Linked DNA regions of Mus musculus: region 1 is linked to region 2. Evidence: chromatin loops called from intact Hi-C (ENCODE). Cell type or tissue: heart. All regions are shown on one strand. Each heading gives the region's core, and the rest is flanking DNA. Links, peaks and the distances in the headings are about the cores only. Region 1 holds the start of Bmp2 (bone morphogenetic protein 2). Region 2 overlaps Hao1 (hydroxyacid oxidase 1, liver).

The links. Hi-C counts contacts between places; a loop is a spot of excess contacts. Peaks named below come from ENCODE experiments on the same cell type or tissue, not always from the same donor. Only the 100,000 strongest peaks of a DNase experiment are listed, where the experiment ranks them.
Region 1: a loop joins it to region 2, with 5 times the contacts of the local background. A loop is called at or near these places in 5 of 42 quality-filtered maps.

What each region holds. Positions count from the first base shown.
Region 1 is chr2:133,546,167-133,555,721 of GRCm38, forward strand. Bmp2 (bone morphogenetic protein 2) reads left to right here and starts at 5,993. Exons shown (of 3, transcript NM_007553.3): 1 at 5,993-7,185; 2 at 8,253-8,602. The coding sequence starts at 8,260. RefSeq lists promoters at 4,082-6,958, 5,955-6,153, 6,643-6,958 and a cis regulatory region at 4,971-4,981. In heart, for the core only: CTCF peaks have their summits at 4,138 (motif pointing right) and 6,047; DNase peaks (open chromatin) are centred at 4,375, 6,085, 7,045, 8,775 and 3 weaker places; H3K4me3 peaks cover 3,207 bases; H3K27ac peaks cover 2,539 bases; H3K27me3 peaks cover 2,333 bases.
Region 2 is chr2:134,535,951-134,545,505 of GRCm38, forward strand. The region is part of intron 2 of Hao1 (hydroxyacid oxidase 1, liver); the gene reads right to left. Among named protein-coding and RNA genes, the nearest start is that of Gm52526, 13 kb to the left of the region's middle. In heart, for the core only: CTCF peaks have their summits at 5,279 and 7,756; no DNase peak of the experiment used is centred there.

The sequences.
Region 1 (9,555 bases), core at 776-8,775, 990 kb before region 2:
ACCTGGAAAGCATTGCAGATTCTTCTCTCTCACAAATCTCTACTGCCCATCTACATGCCACATCCTGCCCTGCCAACCTACATGACAGCTTTCATGTGGGCACACACCCCCGAAACACACACACATACACACACACACACACACACACACACACACACACACACACACACACACGGTGGGGGGGGGGAGGGGACGCGCGCACGCATGTGCACACAGGCACACACCCATAAAAACATCTGTGCATACAATTTCCAAAGATACTCATTGGTCCTTTACCTATAGTTTCTCTACTTCTCCTGACTATTACCAAACATTAGATTTATGTTCCTAATAGGCATCTCTATCTCTGGTACTCCTCTGGTCAAATAATTACTCTTGATTCATACTCCTCAGACTATCATCCAAGAGCTATAGGTCCTAATGTTGCTTCTCTTGCAGAGATATCATGTCTGATAGTCTTGTGTTTTTTATTTTTTCTCTAGATACAGCTTTTATCTTGCTCCTTACCTGAATCGTTTAACTCTACAGATTAGAGCCGGGATTCTGAGTGTTTGGTATGTAGACTTTGCATAATCCCCTACCCGTGAGAGTAAGCTGTATCTGCGAATGTGGCAGAGTATTATTCTTATTGTTGGGTGGCATTATGTGGCAATAATGAAGAAACTCCCACCCATGTAGTCAATTGAAGATGAGTTAATCAAAAATGTAGATTATCTTGAACAGGCCTAACATCATCAGGTGAAACTTTCAAAGGTAATTCTAACTTTTAAAAAAAGATAGTCTTCTGCTGGCTCTTTGGAAAGAAGTGATCAAGGATAAGTTCTGTAACTGGAAGAAAGTGAATCCTGCCAACAACCACAGGTACTTGGAACAAGAGCTTGGGTGTCAAATGACACTGCAGCCAGCCCTGGGCAACACTGATTGCAGCCTTGTGAGATCTTGAGAGAACCAATTAACCTGTGCTTGGCTGCCTGACCTACAGAAACTGTGAAATAATAAGTGGGCCTTAAGCCAGTAAGATTACAATCTTTCGTTACACAGCAGTAGGTGCCTAATATAGTTGCCCTTGTGGTTAAGTTATATCAATAGGAGATAGTCACAAAGGCTGAGAAGAAAAGGAGAGATGAATTGACTTATTTACTCTGCTTACAGCACTCCACGTCTGCCCAGGACAGACAGTCCCTCAGCTGTAATTGCCCCTCCTGTGATCCGGCAGAGACAAGGGACGTTACTGTCCTCTTCCATTTCCCTTCACACTGAACACAACTATATACACTATTCCATTGTTAAACTTGTTTCAACTTCTCCTCTAGTATGAACCATTGCTGTTTCCCACTGGGATACTTTCTAATGTTGGTTGACTTGTATTCCAACTCCACTTCCAAACTGGAACTGTCTTGTGCATCGGTCCATGCTCACTCACCTGATGTGTTGACTCCAGCTTGCTACCACTGTATGGAATTGAGAGACTATTAACATCACGATTACAAAAACACAGATTTTAGCTGCTTGCTAGATGTGAGACCTTGGGGAAAGTGTTCACTCTCTAAGCAACGTTCTCATCTATAAAATATAGCTAATAACCCCCCAAGAAATTTTTTTGTAAAAAATTGAATTAAATAACACATGGGAAACTATATCTAAAATTTAACAATTAATGGTTCTGATGAAAATTTTTTTTGCTGCTGGTGTTATGTAGTCACCTGCTGAACCTCACTCCCTAGCTCCCAGCCATTGTATTCACCTGACTAGTCCCCTGAAACACTGCTGTCACTGGTACTTATGGCTGTGATGAAGTACCTGACAAGAATCAACTTAAGGCTCTCACACTAGAAGGCAGTATGTCTTAGTGAAGTTGTGCTGGTAGAGGACCAAAATGGGTAGGACCACATCTCAGCAGAGCAGGGAACACAGATCAGTTGGGAATCTGGATGTAAAAGCTTAAGACCCACTGCCCTAGTGACCTACTTGCTCCATCAAGGCTCTACCTCTTATGTTCTTATAATACCACCTCCTGGAATAACACCACCAGATAGGGAGCCCTCAGGGGAGAGTTCACATCCAATCTGCAACCCTGTCCTTGCTATAAGCTTACTAATTTCACATTGCTTCCCATTAGTCCCTCAGCAACTCTTTGCTCTCCTGAAGTGTCCTTGTCATATGTCTTATGCTTTATATTTCTTTACCTCTGAACATATCATACTTCTTCCACAGGCTCCTAAATAAAGGATGTGCAGAGCTTATGTGTCTTTATGCACCGGATCCAAGTAACATAGTGTTGTGAAGTTCATAGATCCTCAGTAAAGATTTATAGACTGGGTAGTATTAGTCAGTTTGCTTTTATTGTTGTTGTTGTTTGCTTTTGCTTTTAGTTCTGAAACAATGAAACAAATACCTAAAACAGTTTGAGAAGAAGAAATATTTCTTTTGCCTCATGTTTTCAGGAGTTTCAGTCTACGGTGTATGGCTCCATTTATTTTCTTTGGACCTGCAGTGAGGAAGAACATGGAGGAGAGACACATGGGAGAGAAGGCCTCTTGCTTTATGGTGGTCAGGAAGCAAGAGAGCAACAGGAAGGAACCCAGGACAGGGAAACAGGATGAAAACCAGGAAGAGACAATAGGATAAAAACCAGGAAGTGACAGGCTGGACCCCAGGAAGAGACAGGCAGAAACTTTGAAAGCCTGTCTCCAGTGACTACTTCCATCAACCTGTCCCCATTCCCTAACACTTATGTCACTGCCCATAAAGCTTTCCAAATTGAAATTTGTCAATAGATAAATACACTGGTCCCTATGATCCAGTCACATCTCCAAAAGTATACCTATAACACTTAGATGGGAGGGGTTTTTCAATACAGAGGCTTTGGGTGAAAACTCTGACTCCATAGCTACCTTGTAAAAACATTAATACTGAGGTTGACTCCTTTTTAAAAAACATTACTTCTTTTATCTTAAGAGATTGTAACTACCCCCTTTCCCTCTTCCAACCTAATACAATAGCAAAACATTTTAATATCATTGGTCACATATGCAAGTATATTGCTATATGGTAATTAAACAAGATTTGATGGCTGTCTAAAACAATGTGACTTGGCCAACCTGGCCTAGTTTGGCCTACAAATCACTCCACCCATCATTCTTACTGTGGCTAATCCAACACTGACTAGGTGAGCCCTAGGTAGAGCAAATGCTACTCTCGGCTGTAGCTTCTGGTCCCTAGGAAAGAATCAGGAGTGAGGAGAGCCAGGGTTGGGTGTCGCATCAGCAGCAAATGATGCACAGGCTAAGAGGTTTCTCAGGGGAGTTGCCACAGGTTACAATGGAATGACAATTACAAGGTAGATGGATCATGTCACGCCTGCTGTGACCTTTACAATACATGGGGATCATTATTTTCATGTGAATTTGCATAATGGTCCACCTAGTAGGAACAATGCTGAATGCTAATAGCTGCAGGATGCAATAAAATTAAACATTATCTGGGCTGAACTGCTCAAGGAAAAGTTGCCAAAGTATGACTCTTTAAGTACTTAATTTCATCCCAGGTCATGTCCACACACAAATGAGGATTTCCGATATCTCCTGAAAACCTGGCAAAAAACGGACTAGAATAGAATAGCAGCAGCCTCCTTTATGTAGAGTCCTAACCAGTAGACTGTGTTCTGATACATTGTGTCTGGACCTTCTTACAAAGATCAGACTTGTAATTCTCACCTTAGCTTGCCCCAGGACTGCCTGGCCACTGGAAACCCCTTACATATTTGTTAACAGAGACGCTAAATAGGATAAATTCAGAGCTACTCCAGAGCTACTCTCGCCTTCTGAACTGGCAGATACTGAGAAAAACTTTGTTAATGGTAAGATCGAGCAAGTCCGCAAGCACTGTACATTTTCAGAGAAGACAGATAGTACCCCCTCAAAGTATTAAGTAACCACACATTATTTGTTGTGGGTGGGAGGAGGCCACCAGCATAGAGTGTAAAAAGCAATAAGTCTCTGTATTTGTTTCTTCTCTACAATTTCAATTGCATGAAAAATGGACTGAACATGACCATCTACACTGTATTCCAAAGAACAGAGAATTCATTTAAACTGGATTCACTTCTAGGTCCCATGCGTTTACACTCATTTCCACCACAAGAGGGCAGCCATCTCTAAAAAAACAACAGTCGAGTGCTCTTCAGAGAAATTGGGCCAAACTTGAGGAAAGTTCCTGGGAAAGGCTTTTTAGCAGCACCTCTCTGGGCTACAAAAAAGAAGCCAGCAGGCACCACCAAGGTGGAGTAACTGTCCAGAGGCATCCATTTTACCTCAGAGACTTGATTACTAAGGATATCCTAAACGGCCAAACTCTCTCTTCTGGTGTTCCAGAGGCCCAAAGCTGCAAGGCATTGTTGATGTCATCACCAAAGGTTTCATTTTCATCTTTTCTTGGGGTTGGTCCAACAGCTGTCAGCTTTCTCTTCCTCATTAAAGGCAACTTTCTCATTTAAATCTCATATAGGTTCGGAGTTTCTTGCTTTGCTCCTTCCGCCTCCGCGATGACAGAAGCAATGGTTAACTTCTCAATTAAACTTGATAGGGAAGGAAATGGCTTCAGAGGCGATCAGCCCTTTTGACTTACACACTTACACGTCTGAGTGGAGTGTTTTATTGCCGCCTTGTTTGGTGTCTCATGATTCAGAGTGACAACTTCTGCAACACGTTTTAAAAAGGAATACAGTAGCTGATCGCAAATTGCTGGATCTATCCCTTCCTCTCCTTTAATTTCCCTTGTAGACAGCCTTCCTTCAAAAATACCTTATTTGACCTCTACAGCTCTAGAAACAGCCAGGGCCTAATTTCCCTCTGTGGGTTGCTAATCCGATTTAGGTGAACGAACCTAGAGTTATTTTAGCTCCCCGACTGAAAAGCTAGCACACGTGGGTAAAAAAATCATTAAAGCCCCTGCTTCTGGTCTTTCTCGGTCTTTGCTTTGCAAACTGGAAAGATCTGGTTCACAACGTAACGTTATTCACTCTGGTCTTCTACAGGAATGCTCAGCCCATAGTTTTGGGGGTCCTGTGGGTAGCCAGTGGTGGTACTATGAAGGCTCCTGAATGTAGGGAGAAATGGAAAGATTTCAAAAAAGAATCCTGGCTCAGCAGCTTTGGGGACATTTCCAGCTGAGGAAGAAAACTGGCTTGGCCACAGCCAGAGCCTTACTGCTGGAGACCCAGTGGAGAGAGAGGACCAGGCAGAAAATTCAAAGGTCTCAAACCGGAATTGTCTTGTTACCTGACTCTGGAGTAGGTGGGTGTGGAAGGGAAGATAAATATCACAAGTATCGAAGTGATCGCTTCTATAAAGAGAATTTCTATTAACTCTCATTGTCCCCTCACATGGACACACACACACACACACACACACACACACACACATCACTAGAAGGGATGTCCACTTTACAAGTGTGTATCTATGTTCAGAAACCTGTACCCGTATTTTTATAATTTACATAAATAAATACATATAAAATATATGCATCTTTTTATTAGATTCATTTATTTGAATATAAATGTATGAATATTTATAAAATGTAATAATGCACTCAGATGTGTATCGGCTATTTCTCGACATTTTCTTCTCACCATTCAAAACAGAAGCGTTTGCTCACATTTTTGCCAAAATGTCTAATAACTTGTAAGTTCTGTTCTTCTTTTTAATGTGCTCTTACCTAAAAACTTCAAACTCAAGTTGAATATTGGCCCAATGAGGGAACTCAGAGGCCAGTGGACTCTGGATTTGCCCTAGTCTCCCGCAGCTGTGGGCGCGGATCCAGGTCCCGGGGGTCGGCTTCACACTCATCCGGGACGCGACCCCTTAGCGGCCGCGCGCTCGCCCCGCCCCGCTCCACCGCGGCCGCCCCGTAGGGCGCGCCGTCCACACCCCTGCGCGCCGCTCCCGCCCGCCCGGGGATCCCCGGCGCGCTGCGCCTCCGAGGGGGAGGTGTTCGGCCACGGCCGGGAGGGAGCCGGCAGGCGGCGTCTCCTTTAAAAGCCGCGAGCGCCGCGCCACGGCGCCTCCGTCGTCGCCGCCGGAGTCCTCGCCCTGCCGCGCAGAGCCCTGCTCGCACTGCGCCCGCCGCCGCTGCGCTTCCCACAGCCCGCCCGGGATTGGCAGCCCCGGACGTAGCCTCCCCAGGCGACACCAGGCACCGGACGCCCTCCCGGCGAAAGACGCGAGGGTCACCCGCGGCTTCGAGGGACTGGCACGACACGGGTTGGAACTCCAGACTGTGCGCGCCTGGCGCTGTGGCCTCGGCTGTCCGGGAGAAGCTAGAGTCGCGGACCGACGCTAAGAACCGGGAGTCCGGAGCACAGTCTTACCCTCAATGCGGGGCCACTCTGACCCAGGAGTGAGCGCCCAAGGCGAGCGGGCGGAAGAGTGAGTGGACCCCAGGCTGCCACAAAAGACACTTGGCCCGAGGGCTCGGAGCGCGAGGTCACCCGGTTTGGCAACCCGAGACGCGCGGCTGGACTGTCTCGAGAATGAGCCCCAGGACGCCGGGGCGCCGCAGCCGTGCGGGCTCTGCTGGCGAGCGCTGATGGGGGTGCGCCAGAGTCAGGCTGAGGGATGCAGAGTGGCGGCCCGCCCGCCACCCAGATCTTCGCTGCGCCCTTGCCCGGACACGGCATCGCCCACGATGGCTGCCCCGAGCCATGGGTCGCGGCCCAGCTAACGCAGAACGTCCGTCCCTCGCCCGGCGAGTCCCGGAGCCAGCCCCGCGCCCCGCCAGCGCTGGTCCCTGAGGCCGACGACAGCAGCAGCCTTGCCTCAGCCTTCCCTTCCCGTCCCGGCCCCGCACTCCTCCCCCTGCTCGAGGCTGTGTGTCAGCACTTGGCTGGAGACTTCTTGAACTTGCCGGGAGAGTGACTTGGGCTCCCCACTTCGCGCCGGTGTCCTCGCCCGGCGGATCCAGTCTTGCCGCCTCCAGCCCGATCACCTCTCTTCCTCAGCCCGCTGGGCCCACCCCAAGACACAGTTCCCTACAGGGAGAACACCCGGAGAAGGAGGAGGAGGCGAAGAAAAGCAACAGAAGCCCAGTTGCTGCTCCAGGTCCCTCGGACAGAGCTTTTTCCATGTGGAGACTCTCTCAATGGACGTGCCCCCTAGTGCTTCTTAGACGGACTGCGGTCTCCTAAAGGTAGAGGACACGGGCCGGGGACCCGGGGTTGGCTGGCGGGTGACACCGCTTCCCGCCCAACGGCGCAGGGCGCCTGGGAGGACTGGTGGAGTGGAGTGGACGTAAACATACCCTCACCCGGTGCACGTGCAGCGGATCCCTAGAGGGGTTAGGCATTCCAAACCCCAGATCCCTCTGCCTTGCCCACTGGCCTGCGACCTTCCTCCAGCCGGTTCCTCCTCCCCAAGTTTTCGATACATTATAAGGGCTGTTTTGGGCTTTCAAAAAAAAAAATGCAGAAATCCATTTAAAGAGTATGGCCAGTAGATTTTACTAGTTCATTGCTGACCAGTAAGTACTCCAAGCCTTAGAGATCCTTGGCTATCCTTAAGAAGTAGGTCCCATTTAGGAAGATACTAAAAGTTGGGGTTCTCCATGTGTGTTTACTGACTATGCGAATGTGTCATAGCTTACACGTGCATTCATAAACACTATCTATTTAGTTAATTGCAGGAAGGTGCATGGATTTCTTGACTGCACAGGAGTCTGGGGAAGGGGGACAGGGTTGCCTGTGGGTCAACCTTAAATAGTTAGGGGCGTAGGCCACAACTTGCAAGTGGCGTCATTAGCAGTAATCTTGAGTTTAGCGCTTACTGAATCTACAAGTTTGATATGCTCAACTACCAGGAAATTGTATACAGCGCCTCTAAGGAAGTCACTTGTGCATTTGTGTCTGTTAATATGCACATGAGCGCTGCACTGTATAAGTTTGTCAGGGATGCAGTGTCCGACCAACCTATGGCTTCCCAGCTTCCTGACACCCGCATTCCCAGCTAGTGTCACAAGAAAAGGGTACAGACGGTCAATGCTCTTTTTAATTGGGAGTTAAGACCAAGCCCCAAGTAAGAAGTCCGGCTGGGACTTGGGGGTCCTCCATCCTCTTGATCATCCAGGCTGTAGCCCGCGAATATGACATGCCAGGAGGGCATCCTGGAGAAGGCCAGCGAGCTCTATGGGAGCCGAGGCCGCGGGGGCGGGCGGAGGACTGGGCGGGGAACGTGGGTGACTCACGTCGGCCCTGTCCGCAGGTCGACCATGGTGGCCGGGACCCGCTGTCTTCTAGTGTTGCTGCTTCCCCAGGTCCTCCTGGGCGGCGCGGCCGGCCTCATTCCAGAGCTGGGCCGCAAGAAGTTCGCCGCGGCATCCAGCCGACCCTTGTCCCGGCCTTCGGAAGACGTCCTCAGCGAATTTGAGTTGAGGCTGCTCAGCATGTTTGGCCTGAAGCAGAGACCCACCCCCAGCAAGGACGTCGTGGTGCCCCCCTATATGCTAGATCTGTACCGCAGGCACTCAGGCCAGCCAGGAGCGCCCGCCCCAGACCACCGGCTGGAGAGGGCAGCCAGCCGCGCCAACACCGTGCGCAGCTTCCATCACGAAGGTGAGCGGGCGGCGGGTGGCGGGGCGGGGACGGCGGGCGGGCGGAGACTAGGCGGGCAGCCCGGGCCTCCACTAGCACAGTAGAAGGCCTTTCGGCTTCTGTACGGTCCCCTCTGTGGCCCCAGCCAGGGATTCCCCGCTGGTGAGTCCTCACCCTTTCCTGGCAAGTAGCCAAAAGACAGGCTCCTCCCCCTAGAACTGGAGGGAAATCGAGTGATGGGGAAGAGGGTGAGAGACTGACTAGCCCCTAGTCAGCACAGCATGCGAGATTTCCACAGAAGGTAGAGAGTTGGAGCTCCTTAAATCTGCTTGGAAGCTCAGATCTGTGACTTGTGTTCACGCTGTAGTTTTAAGCTAGGCAGAGCCAAGGGCAGAATGTTCGGAGATAGTATTAGCAAATCAAATCCAGGGCCTCAAAGCATTCAAATTTACTGTTCATCTGGGCCTAGTTTGAAAGATTTCTGAATCCCTATCTAATCCCCGTGGGAGATCAATTCCACAATTCGTCATATTGTTTCCACAATGACCTTCGATTCTTTGCTTAAATCTTAAATCTCCAAGTGGAGACAGCGCAAGCCTTCAGATAAAAGCCTTTTCTCCCACTGCCTGCTACCTTCCTAGGCAAGGCAATGGGGTTTTTAAACAAATATATGAATATGATTTCCCAAGATAGAATAATGTTGTTTATTTCAGCTGAAATTTCCTGGATTAGAAAGGCTGTAGAGGCCTATTGAAGTCTCTTGCACCGATGTTCTGAAAGCAGTTAGTAAAAAATCATGACCTAGCTCAATTCTGTGTGTGCCACTTTCAATGTGCTTTTGACTTAATGTATTCTCCATAGAACATCAGTTCCTTCAAGTTCTAGAAGAATTCAGAGTTGTCTGTCAGTGAGCTGCAATTTATAGAACAGTGGGGAGCTGGGAGAGAATTTCCCTTTTTAAAGTTTTGCTTTGC
Region 2 (9,555 bases), core at 406-8,405:
GAAAGGATGTTTAGCTAAAGCAAAGCACATGAAAGGACACATGATGGGAGATTCTTCTCATGCATGTAGTGGTCTGCCTTACATTGTGTAGTTGAGCTCCATTTGTCCTGAATTCATAAAAAGAAACACACCAAAAAAGCTTCTGGTGGTGTGCTGTGCTTGCTGTGGCTTCTTGTCACTTCCACAGACTCAGACTGATTGGCAGAGTGATGTCAGCTGAGACAGATGCACGTGCTGGAGGACAGGTGATGTTTAGAGGGAGGACTAAAAAAGGACTCAACCAATTGTTACATGGGGTGGGAGACTGAGCTAGGCTTGCTTATAGAGCTAACTGTGCACAGTGCTTGTTGGTCTTGAGTCTTTGCTGACCTTCACTTCGCTGAGAGGCATGGCTGAATGCTGAGGTCACATGACTGTGATGGGTTAGGCGCAGTAATTTCTACAGCAATATGGAAAAGGAAAACCAAGAGCTCTGTCAAATTCTCCATATTTTATCGTAGACACTTCTTAACATCATCTTAAGGTAAAGTGCCCCTAGTCAGCAATGTTTCCTTTTTCATATGCATATATTTATGAATTTTAATTGACAAGTGACAATTGTGTGTATAATGATGATACAATGTGATCTTTTGACTTATGAACTCATAGTAAAAAATAATCAATTATGCTAGTGACATATGCAACTAATTTTGTGATGAGAATATCAAAAATCTCTTCTTCAAGGCTGGGTATATAGCTCAGTAGAGACTTGAATAGTATGTATAATAAGGCTTTGAGTTCAACCCATAGCACTAAAAATAAGTTTTAAAATCCAATTCTTTCAGCAAAATTTGAAATATATAATATATCAGTATTCAGAGTGGTTTCATGCAGCCCCATAGCTTCCCAATGGCTCTTCCTCTAGTCTACCCTAGACTTTGATTAACTCCTTCCTTTCCCCATTCTCAGCCTGGACTCTGGCTTCTCAGTTCTATCATAGCATCCTAGACTCTGACTGACATCCTCCTTTCCCCACCCTCATCCCCCAACCACAGCTTCTAGTTTCTAGCACTTTACTCTACAATTCTACAATATTTCATTGTGCATGCATCCATACCACATTTTCTTTATTTGTTCATCCATTAATGGGATCTTAGGTGCTTTCATATTGGTTATTTGGAATAATGCTGAACTGACCATGAGATTGCAACTATATATTTAGCATGCTAATTTAAATAACCTTAAATATTTCAAAAGTGGGATGACTGGGTCACATTTTAATCTTATTTCTCAGTTTTCAAGGGATTTCACTGACCTTCAATGTCTCAGCACAGTGAAGAAAACAGTTAACAAGAAACGAGACTACTAGTGGACTGGAAGAAAACATGGGCAAATCATATGCCTGACAAGGGGCCATTATCAAACGGATATGAGAAACTCAGTCCACTAGCAAATAAACAACCCGCATACCAGGCTGTGGAGTAATGATAGCAAGTGCTCAGCTCTCAAATCCACCCAAATAAAGTGTCCTTACTAAAGTTAAATCATGTACACTAGTGTGGGACTACACATGAGGTAAGCAGTATGATCCACGAAGCCACCACCCAGCGAAGTATTATCTACATTCTTACTCTGTCACATCTGTAACTGTCTGCATAAAAATTGAGCTAATGTAAATTCTGAAGTCCAATGTACAGTGGCTCATATAACTAGAAACAAGTTAATAGCTCAACAAAACAGTATGCCTGGTGAGGTCTGCCTTATGGCTGAGCAGTGCCATTGGGCCCCTGGATTTGGGGCAGGTTCCTTTATTTCAACCCTTATTGAAAACGTTTTCTTCCATATTCACTTCTTACATGTTTTTGCGTGGAGGAGTTAAACTGCATTAGGGTGACTAGCCTCAGTTCATTTAACCATCACTAGATGTATTTCATAACCTGTTTTATCCATCATTTCCCCAGCTTCCTAGATTTCAGATTAGAAGGATACATTAAGGACTGGATCCAAATTTAAATGTCCAAAGATGGAAAGGGAAAAAGAGTGATTACCCAAAGATGGGAAATTCTAATTTACCAATTATAAAATAGCTTCCAAATATATAATGTCAAGTCCAAGAGTCTTATAAATAGAGTATTAGGTGATCAAATAAAACAAAAACTCATCATGCTTATACTTGACATGAAAAAAAACCAAAACCAAAACAACAACAACAACAAAAAAAAACACCGATAGACCTGAAGGTTTCCATCCACAGTTACACCAGTGAAGTTATGACTATTATTCAAAACATTAACTCATGAGAGACCCTCCCATATTCTGACTGAGACCCAAACACTGAAAATTTGAAACGCACATGTACACTAGTGTGGGACTACACATGAGGTAAGCAGTATGATCCACGAAGCCACCATTCAATACCAATCAGTATCCTGATTTCAAACATTTTGTTTGGTCATTATCTCTTTTTTATGGGAAAAGAGACTTGAGTTTTCAAAGTTACATTTTTTTAGAGAGAAAGAGAGAGAGAGAGAGAGAGAGAGAGAGAGAGAGAGAGAGAGAGAGAGAGAAGCAAGGAGAAAGTTCTAATTTGTTCAAAAGGTCTAAAACATTGTAAGATGCATTTGATTAAAATGCTCCTACAAAACTTAGTCACCAAAACATCTGTGCTGAAAACGAATTTTGTCATCTGCACAGGAAGTCCTTGTGTAATGGGGAAAATATGCAGTGACAGAGTACCAAGCCACTCTAAATTCAAGGTCTGACATGCTGAAGTACTTGCAAAAACATACACCTTAATGTCCGGTTGCATTCGTCAGCCTTTCATCTTGCAAGGACTAAGGGCATGACCAATGTTTCAAGAGTGTCTCGAAGTATTATTAGGCTTCTCTGGAAAAATAGAGTTCTGAGGAAATTAACTAAGTGAACTGCAAATTACGTTCAAACTATTTAGAAATGGTCAAACAAACCTTAACATTTAAGGACTTTAATCAATTTAAGTACTTTCAACAAAAGTGAGGGAAACAGGCTTAATCTTACAATTAATTCCTTTAACATGAATCTTTCTCCAAATCGTAGCAGTACATTCTCCAGGCTCACACTAGCCTGCCACTGTACTTTGTTTGTTTGTTTGTTTGTTTGTTTGTTTGTTTGTTTGTTTTGGTTAATATACAGAAGTGTTTGTAAAGACCCATCAGACCCAATGACTCCTTAGACCTGCCTGCCTTGTTCCAGCCCACCGCTAGGGCACAACCACAACACTGTATTACAGTAAAACATCACCTCACCTGCTTTGTCATTCTCCTGTGCTGAGTGGTCCAGTCCCCATATAACTGGTAGATAATGAGAAAGAGACCATCCTGTAGTCAGACACTTCCAAATGATGAATGACTTTGAAGATCACCAAGGCTTTCCCTGGTGATTTCAATCAACTGTCACAGCTTAACTCCCTCAGTGTTGGGACACACCACAATCAATTGCCCACTGTCACAATCTGACATCCACTAAGAAGTCACAAAATCAATCACATGATCTTCACAAAACTACTCAATTGCTTACATTTTTGTGGCCAATCCTTGCTATCATACCACTTGATGATGATTCTAATTATAATAGAGCTAGCTAATTTTTAATAGCCATTTTTGATGAACAATTTTTATTTCCCGAAAAGTGATTTTTATACTGAACTTAACTTTCAGATAAAAAAATAGAATTTTAGGTTTTATGAATTTTTAGATATGAAATTGTTTGTTTAATTACAGATTCCCCTTAACTTACAACAGGTCAGCTTATGGTTTTTGAGTTCCTGGCAGAAGGAAAATAACATGTATTCAGTAGGACCCACACCTCAAACTTTGACCTTTAGTATTTTCCCAGGCCAGCAGTAGTCCAAATGCTGTTCTCTTGCTTGTCATGTTGATCAGTAGCTGTGAGCTATAAGTTCCAGTCATCAAAAGAAAGACTGGGTAAGCAACCTGTGTGAACTGCTAAGCTGAGGGGTTTAGCAAATTCAGTGCATTCAATGCATTTTATCTGAACAATATTTTCAACTCAAAATTGGTTTATCAGGATACCATCTATTGTTAAGTCAGGAACATCTACAAGCAATACAGTACAGTAGTCTTTCATATACTGTTTGCATTTGAGTGCGTGTTTGTGTGTGTGTCTGTGTGTGTGTGTGTGTGTGTGTGTGTGTGTGTGTGTATACATATGAAATGTGCCCCAACCATTACTTTTGATTTCTAGAAAAGCAGATCTAAACCATAAAACTGAGCTAAAATTACTTGAAGCAAGGATATTTTAAAAGCACGGACTAGTTATTTTTATGTTTTTAACTTACTTGTTGGCATGCTCATTTTTTTACCAAAAAAACATAATGTGCAGAAAGTGTGAGGTGATCTGTTCCCTTTTGTCCCTAATTCCGTTTTTTTTTTATTTTTTTTCCTTAGTTAAAATGGACAATACAACAGGCAGAGTTTGGAGAGAGAGATACCTAGATTAAACCCTTCTGCCCACCACCGACTATTCCTTGCCCACACATCCCATTCTCTTCCCAGTCGTGATAATGGCAACCCGTCCTGCGGGCCCATTTTGAGGAGCAATGGCAGAGATGTAAAATCCAAACATTATTCCTAGGACAGCAAATACCCTAACATGCAGAAAAGTTAAAAAAAAAAACAAAAAACTGTAAAAACTGTCTTTCTGAGCAAGCGACTGCTTTGCCTGGGTTCTGTAAAACTAAGAACAATGAGGTTCTTTTCCTAGTAGGAATGTTGAAATGTATACATCTCCCTGGTCACCTAGAATAACACATAAATATATAAATCAATAAAACTTTCAAAACGGCATCGTTTTGAGTCGGAAGCAAAGGAAATGACAGTGCTTTCCTGCTGAGTGCTCTGTCTGTCTGTCGGTGTGAAGGCTGACCACTTAATCTCGGAAAATCCAGAAAATTCAACAGCTAGAACGCGGCGCTCCTCCACTGAGCTCGGTTCTCTGAAGTGTATAGCTCTTTGTGTCTCTCCCTTCCACCTGCACCTTAATAGGTGGCCAATCACAGCTGAATCCCAAACTTCACTTTGGAATGTGTTAGGCTCAAAAAGAAAGTGTTCAGATTTAATGTTTTTATGTCCCATCAAATCCTGTGAGGTAGCCTCTAATTGCATCCAGCGGAGGGGATTTCTTTAAAAACGGGGTGGGTTTTTTTTTTGACAGTTTAATAAGAATTTGCTAATATGCTGAGCGTTCCTGGAACGCATTAGACAGTGGTGACTTTCTCTATATAAGGTCCCAGTACTCCCTCATGTGGTCTTTGTCCACATAACAAGCTAGAAATATGAAGATAAATAAATTTTTTTTCATTATTATTCCCCATGTGTAAAGTCACTAAATAAGTAGGCTTATGCAACTCCATGGACTATGGTAAAGTTCGTTCAATTATGGTCACTATGCAGACAATGAGAGAGTGTCCCTGGTAACACCTGTAGCATAGCAACAAGCATTTGAGAAATCAGACTTGGGGCTGAAGAGATGGCTCAGCTATCAACAGCTAGGTTGACAATGAAAGAGACAAGAGAGATCAGAGTGGTCTACCCATCTTGCAACACAGAAACCGTTTGCTAATTTAAATAACCTTGATCACCGTTTGCTAGTAAAATACAGAAGTAATTTCTTGAAGAATAAAGACAAAAAATAAAAAGAAAAGGAGGGGGGCTAAAGTCTCTTATTTATGGACATTTACTATTCACTAAATATTAGAACAATTTCCAGCTGTTAAGGTGGAATTATAAGGATAAATAATGTTCTGTAGCAAATCTTTTAGTCACAGTATAATGCCTCAAAAAAAAAATTGTGGTGCTCCCAGTCACACACCTCTACTTCATAAGAGTTTTAGAAACTGTAGTTTCTGTTGATGTTGATTCAAGGCTACCAAGTATTTCCTAATGGCTTTCATTTTCTTTGGTTTATTTCTTCTTCCCAGAATCAAAAGGGTAAAACTGCTATGGTTTGGATTAATGTTCCTAGATGGGCACATAGGCCTTGCCTTGGGTCTCCTGCTCCAATTAAAGATATTGAGAAATACCGGTGGTTGACCAGGATATCACAGTCAGCATTGACTAATGGAATAACAACCTTGAACAAAACGTTTAATGTCACCCAGCCTCGGTTTCCACATTAATAGAGTTAAAGATCAGACCTTAGGGATTCGTGTGACTGTGTTTTAGGATAGTGTTAAGCAATAGATGTGATAAATTTAAAATTTCTGAGACACATCAATGGTTCAATAAATATTGGCTATCTTTCCACTGGCTTTGAAGTATCATTTTCTCAATTTCTGAAATATTTACCAAATATTTATCTGTGTCTTTGCCAAGATTCAAAGATAAATATGTTCCCACTCCTATTTCATATCCCAGGGGTGCAGTGTGAGTAGAAACACAAGTGCACACAGGTGCTCACTCCCTGTCCTGGCTCTCCAACCACTGCCTTAAAGCATGCTTTGAAAAACATGAAACCCCAGGAAAATGTTTGAGGCCAACTATATACTTTAAACTGTCTTTGGTAGTTGGTGAAATTTTAATTTTTTTTAAGTGTAAAAATCATTTAGCATCTCTGGGGCTTTTCTAGATTCTTGTGTTCTATCTGCATTGGTTTCTTTTTTTTTCAATTTTTTATTAGATATTTTCTTCATTTACATTTCAAGTACTATCCCGAAAGTCCCCTGTACCCTCCTCCCACCCTGCTCCCCTACCAACCCCCTCCTGCTTCCTGGCCCTGGTGTTCCCCTGTACTGGAACATATAAAGTTTGCAAGACCAAGGGGCCTCTCAGACAGAGGTCATTTTGTCTTCACTTTCTCACCAAATTAGGCTTTTCCACATCAAATATGTAATGGAAAGGATAATTCATTGTGAGAGGGCTGTACGATGGTTCAGTAAGGTCCCTAAACGTTGTCTTCTGACCCTCCACATTCTTTCTGTTTAATGCCTATCCCTGCATTCATACAAATCACATACATAAATTACTAAGATATAAGGTAATGTACATTTGAGAGAACATAACATACAAATTGTGCTACCTGCATTGGTTTCTTTCTCTGGTTTTGTTTCTTGAGTCTTATGGTGATACGGTGATGCGGTCATTTTGTTTTGCTATGTAACCCTCCCTACCTGCTACCCACTCACTGCAACCCCCAGCCCCATCTCCTGAGGCTGAGCTTGCAGGCATGAGCCATCATGCTGAGCTGGTTTTGTTTTGCAGTTTTTTCACGGACAGGTTTTCTGTCATGTATTGTTTAGCAGTGGAAAGCTTTCCCTAAAGAACTTTTCTTTTTAATTACTAAATTTACAACAGCAGGCATGCTCAGTGATGACTAAGTTTCTAAGGTCCTTCAGAACAGCCCCAAGCCCCTTGAGACATGGTATGCAAAACCATAGGCTTTCTTAAGCAGTGGACATTATCAGTGGGGAAACAGTAACCTTAGAAAGTGAAAAGGAGCAGCGGCCCTAAGATGCAAAAACCACTTGGTGGTGAATTCGTCCATAAATAGGTTGTCCTTGCTGAACAGCCCGGGAAGGTTGTAACAGTTGTATTTGTTTTGGCCCACACACTGTTGCCACAAATAACGTTTTAAAGAATTTTGATATATTTGCCAACGTATATAAACAAGAAATTGTACATTTTTTTAAAAATGAGATTGCTGGCTTCTTTTGAGATATTTGAAGAGCTGGCAGCTCACTCCCTCACTCTCTCAGGAACAGTCAGCTGAAGCAAGTTCATGGCTGCCCCCTTTGGGATAAAACAGGCAATCACTGCCTTTAGCACTGAGCATAGATGGTTAGTTTCCCTACCTCCTCTACTCTATGGACATGAAATATCTCAAGCTTAGCCTTCAAAGGTAATTTTTGAGGTCCTTGCTTTAAGTGTAAGACAAAAGTATTAGCTCAAAAATAAAGTGGTTTTCCTTATGAATAGACTGTGCTTTTCTGAAAGCAGTTATATATATATATATATGCAAGAGGAAGATTTTGGGAACCTGGGGGTCTGGGGAAAAAGTGAGCAAGTGGCATGTTTCACCCCCGTGGACTTCCTTAGCATTTATTTCAGGACTCCACACTAAAGAATGTAGAGCTCTCGCATACATTCAGTGACTAGCAGCTCTTCACTAATATGTGAAGGGCCTCTGAATTTTACCTGGTATGCTGTATGCATCATCACTGCGTCTCAAAATTAATAATAAAATGTGTAGTGCATTCTACAGCCATCAGACAATGGGAAAACATGGAATCGAAGCTGTGGGTCTAGGTCAAGCCTATTTGTGCCCACAGTGATGACAGGACAATGTAAAGGGTGTTTGAGTCAGATTCTTGGAAGAACTCTGGAAATCACCGAGGGGTATGTGAGACTATGGTGCTGTGGCCATATCTATAACTGTCATTATATCTATAACTGTCAGGAGAACATGCTAGTTTCACAGGCCAGTCCTTTCCCTGTAGATGTGATTGACCCTCATTTATTCTCATTTGCCAGGTTGTTGGGGACACTTTGTCCTGAGATCACAAACTAACCTCTGTCCTTTGAACTTGGCCCCAACTTCACGTAGGCTGTGTCCCTGGAAATACAAACTTTAGGGGCCAGATAATTAGGAGGTGGACAAAACTCTTCCATGGAAACTTGAACAGATTTTGCAATATTTTCAAGGATCAGATATAGATTGTCTAATTCTTCCTGGAAATAATGGAATAAATCAATGAATAGATTCTTGATTTTGTGATAGTTTCCTGCATTTCAGATAGTAATCGGCTAAACATGAAGGTTGCTCCATTCTTGCTTAAACTTACTTGTGGCTAACTACATCCTTCACAGAGCTATTATCTCGGTCCACATTTCTCTAGAAGCCAACAGTGGCAGGAAGAAGTAATGAATTCAAATACCCCAGTCACCCACAGCATCCTCTCAAGGGCCCCCTCCTTTTCCTGCCAAAGAAAATCATTACCCCACACCTAAATGCACAAGCCTTGCCAAATTCACAGACCACGCCCACATGCACGAACCAAGCAATAGCCTGATTAATTCTAATAATAAAGAGAACAACGCACCATAGAAGATCGTGAGAACACAGACGGAAACTGGAAGAATGCAGAGGTCCTTGAGGGAGTTCTCTTGTATACAGCTGTATTATAGCTTGAGATGCTATGACTCAGATGTTTTGGATTCTTGAAGACAGGGATCTCCCCGACCCTATTTCTTATGCCCTTTCCACTTCATTCAAAGGTAGAGTGTATGTGTCACTGTCCCAGAGTCCTCCTTTGTACAAATCTAAAGCTATAAACGCCTGCCTGCTGGTGCTATAACTCCTTCAGAGCATTTTCAAAGCAGCACGCGGTAGTTAGGAGCCACTTTTCTGGAGACAGACTGCTGGGATCTGGACACTTCCTGTCACTTATGAATCATGTAGCCCTGAGCAAGTGACTCATCTTATATGTGCCTCAGTTTTTCATGTGTAAACTAGGCTTAGTAATGTAGTTGCTTCTCTGGGTTTTCTGAGAACACCAAACGAGAGCTGTGGTGTACTTAGGCA